Linked DNA regions of Mus musculus: region 1 is linked to region 2. Evidence: chromatin loops called from intact Hi-C (ENCODE). Cell type or tissue: left cerebral cortex. All regions are shown on one strand. Region 1 holds the start of Kcnj6 (potassium inwardly-rectifying channel, subfamily J, member 6). Region 2 overlaps Kcnj6 (potassium inwardly-rectifying channel, subfamily J, member 6).

What was found. Hi-C counts contacts between places; a loop is a spot of excess contacts. Peaks named below come from ENCODE experiments on the same cell type or tissue, not always from the same donor. Only the 100,000 strongest peaks of a DNase experiment are listed, where the experiment ranks them.
Region 1: it touches region 2 in a loop (6-fold over the local background); 11 of 42 quality-filtered maps call a loop at or near these places.

The regions. Positions count from the first base shown.
Region 1 is chr16:94,996,612-94,999,111 of GRCm38, forward strand. Kcnj6 (potassium inwardly-rectifying channel, subfamily J, member 6) reads right to left here and starts at 1,085. Exons shown (of 4, transcript NM_010606.2): 1 at 576-1,085. It overlaps Gm31407 (a long non-coding RNA gene), which reads left to right and starts at 1,617. Exons shown (of 2, transcript XR_385080.4): 1 at 1,617-2,113. In left cerebral cortex, a CTCF peak has its summit at 1,158; DNase peaks (open chromatin) are centred at 407 and 1,070; H3K4me3 peaks cover 1,624 bases; H3K27ac peaks cover 1,408 bases.
Region 2 is chr16:94,786,977-94,789,476 of GRCm38, forward strand. All of the region lies in intron 3 of Kcnj6 (potassium inwardly-rectifying channel, subfamily J, member 6), which reads right to left. Among named protein-coding and RNA genes, the nearest start is that of Gm41507, 63 kb to the left of the region's middle. In left cerebral cortex, a CTCF peak has its summit at 1,385 (motif pointing right); DNase peaks (open chromatin) are centred at 1,387 and 1,916.

The DNA of each region.
Region 1 (2,500 bases), 210 kb after region 2:
TTGTCTTTCATCAGCACGGCACATCTCGGGTTTACTGATGAAGACTATGAGAAGTCCTCCCCTGTCTCAGGTTCATTTCGCCCTTCTGCTCACTTTTCCTCCTTCGCATCCTCTCCTCTTTATGCCCAAACAGAACAAGGCTACCGCTTTCCACCAAGACAATGGGCTTTTCCTAACTCTCCCTGCCTACCCCACCAGCCGCCCCTGCCTGCGGGATCATCTGTATGTTTGATCTTCACTAGAGGTGCTGGAGCAAGGTCCACAGTAACTGACCCATTCTCTAGCGCCCAGGGCAGGCAGACCCCTCCTCCCGCCACCCACCCAGGCGAGTTTTTAAGCAGCTAATGAAAACCCTATGAGACACATTTCCTTTTGGTTATGTAACCAAAGGCAGCTTTTCCTGCCTCTGGTGGACTTCAGCATCATGTCTCCGCTGAGTAGGGAATGCAAGCAGCCACAGTGGGGCTGGGGACCTGGCAGCCAGGACCCGAAGGCTCGAGGATCCTAGGACACGGAACATCTGTCTGGGATCCATGCCAGCTCCTCGCTTTCAGCAACTCAAACGCACTGCTTACCTTGTAGTGGACAGGGTAGGTTCACTCCATCCTGATCGCCTCTCTCGGAACGGAGCAAGATTCAATAATTCACTCCACGGTGAATGGCGAGGGAAGAAAATACAAGAAAAGGAGGAAACAGACCAACTGGAAGCAGATGGTCCAATTTCACATCAGCCCCGGCAGGCTTTCAGGAGACTCCATTCTGCTGCTAGCGGTTGGGTCCAGCTCCTGCTCCAGCTCCGACTCGCCGGTTCCCGCGGATCCCCACCCTCGGCCCGCCCAACCTCTCCAGCCAGGTGCTGCCGTCTGGTGACTGGCTCCCTCTGGCTGGAGGGCTGGGCGCTGGGGCCACCGCGGGGCAGAGGAGTGCGCGTGTGGGCAGGGACTGAGGAGGAAGCCCGGTTGCGAGGAAACTGGGGGACAGCCTTGAGTGGCAGAGGGAATAAATCCTCGTTTAGGAGCAAAGTGATAGACCTTGCAGGGAGACGTCATGAAAGCCGCAGATTCAACGAATGCTACTCGGTTCCAGCCCCACGGGCTGAGCCGCGCTGTCAGCGCACGAAGCGACGCGTCTCTGGATAAAAGCGGGCGCAGCGCCGCGCGCTGGAGAACCGAGGCGACACAGTGATCAGCTTCGCGGCGAGGCGGAAGAGATGGAGCCGGACCCTAGCTGCCCACCCTTCGCCCAGCCTCTTGTTCTTTTTAACCTGCAGTGGACTCAGGCGCTAAAACAGGGGAGCGCCACCGAGAAATAGGGGTTTCTAGTGCTGGGCGTGAGGAGTCTTTGGGTCTTAGATGCACAGGAACCTTCCATTCCCTCATGTCACTTAAGTCCTAAACTTGAGGATCAGTTTATGCCTACTTGTTATAGCTTCTCTTTTAGCTTTGACGAAAATTGAAAAGTGGGGTTTCTTCACTGCCATCCATTGGGCTGAAATAGATCACACGTGGCCAGCACAGCCCAGAGAGGCCTTAGCCAGCAAGAGGGGCCTGAGGGTGGGGGTGAGGGGGGGGGCCTGCAGCCCAAGACTTTGCTCACACAGATCTAAGAGCAAGTCTGTGCTGTGCTTTCTCTATCCTATCCACCACTCCAGGGACGTAGTGCCAGCTGCTGCCCCCACCCCTACTTTGGTTAAGCTTTCTGAGCTTTCTGAGTATAATCTCAACTGCCTGTAAACACACACACCCCTCGGACAGCCACCTAGTTTGGATTTAACCTGCTTTTGCATGGTTCTTTCAGGGGGCATCCCACAGTACAACCTGACTTTCTTTTACGGTCATTTTGCAAGCAGTAGCTCATTTCCAAAGCCTTCTCGCATCTAGCTTCCACCCAAGTACAGACCTGTTTATGCATTTTTAACCCAAGGAGAAATAGTTTCGCAAGGGTCTGTAAAAGTAATTGACACCACTGGCTGATAATTCTATAATGGCCCTATTAACCACGGGGTATTCTGTTTACTTCACAGCTCAAGAAGGTGACCCTTTCTGATGAAGGGATTCATCGAGATCTGCTCTTAGCAGTGAATGATATTTTATTCTAAACTCGCGCTCTAAAAGTAGGTGTGCATGCATGTTCATGCATGCGTGTGTTGTGTGTGTGTGTGTGTGTGTGTGTGTGTGTGTGTGTGTACCCACAGAGTATAGAAGAAAGCATCATATTACCCAAAGCATGAGTTACAGGGAATTATAAGCTGGGTAGTGTGGGTGCTGGAGTAGAATCTGGGTCCTCTGTAAGAGCAATGCAGGCCCTTAAGCTCTAAGTCATCTCAGCCCCTATTTGTATCTTTTAATGTCTCTCAGGAAGACTGTCTGCTTTCTGAGCCAACTTTGCTACAGAAAGGTGTTTACCTCAGTTTGCATCAACAGCTGGGCCCTCCTTACCCACACAGGCTACGAGTTTGTATTTGTTGATGATTTTCCCCGAGGGACTGTGATCTCAGTTG
Region 2 (2,500 bases):
TCCGTGGGTCTTTGCTTCAGGAGCTTTAGACTGCTTGTTAAATCCGATTGGCTCACCCCACACACTGGGCACTGGGCTGGCTACACACAGTGCCAGGTCGGGACCCTGACACAGGAGGCAGATGAGTGTGTCTGATAACCTTAGAGGTGTCTTTAGAGCAGGAAGGGAGGGACTCACGGGTTTCAATTACACAGGGACACTCTTACAAAAGATGGGCTGGGCTTTGAAGAATGAGGAGTTTATTAGGTAGAGCAGGAAAAGGCTAGGGAAGAGGTTCTCTGTGGTACGTGGGACACCTGAAGAGGCCTTGAGAAAACTCAGGGGATCTCCCCTGTCCTGCAGGGCTCATCTGGCTGCTTTCACAGTGTGACTTGCAGTCTGTGGCTCCCCTTAAAGTTACAGCTTCCCCACCCCATGTCATATACCCCCCCTCTGACTGGAGGTCATAGGGGCAGTAGAAACAGGTTACTCTGAGGTATGGGTCTGGGGAGAACCTGCCCACTCCTGTTCACCCCTGGAATGACTTTCATCATGTCCCTCATCCCACTTAAGCTTAGCCCATAACTCAGAGGGGACCCCTGAGCCCCCACAAACCAAGACCCAAGACGCTGGTCAGCCATAGCTCACATACCAACACAGAATACATGCAGAATCACTCTAGTTCCTTCTGGGCACCTTCACAGTGACCCTCTCAGAGCGGAAGCTGTGTCCTTTTCAGGAAATCCTGCTGGATTAGTACTTAGCCCAGATAGTCCTCTTTGCCTGCCTGCCTGCCTGCCTTCCTTCCTTCCTTCCTTCCTTCCTTCCTTCCTTCCTTCCTTCCTTCCTTCCTTGCTTCCTTCCTTCTTTATTCCCCCATCTTCCTTCCTCCCTTCTTCCCTCCATCTCTCCTTCCTCCTCTCTCTCTTTCGAGCTCATGTGCATGTGTTTGCACATGCGTGTGAGCGTGTATGTGTGTGTGTGCTCACACGTGCGTGCCTGCACAAGATGTTATCATATTTCCTGAAGCTGGAGATTCATGCATTTGTGAGCTGCTTGCTGTGGGAGCTGGGAACTGAACTCCTGGCCCTTTGAAAGAGCAGCAAGTGCACCGTCCTTCGCACGGCTCCATAAGTGCCTCCTGGGCTGGGGCTAGGAGCTACAAACTGGGCTGTAATTTTAAAGTATTTTCCCAGCATCTGAAGTCGCTTGAGAGTCGCTTTGAAGTAATGGCCGCTGAAAACCCGAAGTCTTTCCTTGCATCTGGAGTTTCATAGGTGGTGGCTACATTTCAGAGATGTGACAACTCCAGCGGAGAAGGAATGTTGGGCCTGTTGTGTGGGTGACAGCTTTTGCTCTTAACCGCTCTACCTCTGCGCTCCAGAGGCGGCTGTGTGGCCGCTGCGCCGCCAGGTGGCGCTGGCGCTTGCGCATCTTCATCCTTGGTCTGAGGCTCCAGGTATCCGCTGCTGGAAATTGGAAATTCGGAATTGGGAATTGGAAAGCCTAGGGTCTCAGGCTTCCTGGGCCTCTGAATCTCTGGGAAGGGTGGTTGTGGTGTCTATGGCTTCAGGGGTGCGCTGACATCCCCCCTCCCCAAGTCCTTCCCTGGATACAGTCAGTTTTTCCTTGCTTATGTAGAATTTTCCAGTCTCAGAAGAAGCTGGGTGGCCGTAAGGAGCTGAAGTCTAGATTCTGAAGATTCTCTTTAGAAACTTTTGGACTGTTTTGCCAGAAACAGTGACCCCCACAAGCTCACCCCTCATGACCTCCCCTTTCAGGATTGGAAGTCTGTCGGTTCCCCTGACTTCCAAAGGTATATTTCTAGAATCATCTTCAAGGTGAACGCCTGTGTCTTCAGAAGGCAGTGAAGGAACCTGCTGGGAAAGTTTCTAGCTGTGGCTTGGCACCGCTCTCCTCACAGGAGGTCCCAACCACACTGCTTCACCGGGGGCTCCTGCCAGTTTTCCGGGAATGCAGAATCTCGCCTTCACTGGCTGAGTCAGAGCCAGCGTTTCAGCTAGACTCACAGATGACTTGGGGGCTCTGTGCAGTTACTGAAGTGCTGTAGAGGACCACTTTGGGTCTGTAGTGTAGGGCAGTGACCCCTGGGCTAAGACTAAGAGAAAGCTCAGGAGCCCTTCCAGAAGGTTCTGGAACCACAAAGATCAAATGCTTACTTAGGTAAAGTGGTGCTGAGCTAGTGACAGAGTTCCTGCACTTTGTTCACTATGGAGCTCTGCAGCTAGACGCTGCCAGGCTGCTGTTATGTACTGTTGCATGAAGAATGAAAGTGGGCAGAAAGTCCTAATACCCTGTGAGGTTCCACAGAGAATCCAGGAGGGCATGGGGGTTGTATAGGGTACCCAGAAGCCAGGCTCAGTTTGTGGATGCTGGTACCTTGGCACAAGGGTATGCAAGACAGACTTTATTCACCTTTAAACTGTGCCCCAGGCCAGCATGTAGAAAGGGTAGTGAGTGAGCAAGGCCTGGGAGTTGGGTTGGTGAGTGACCCCAGCTT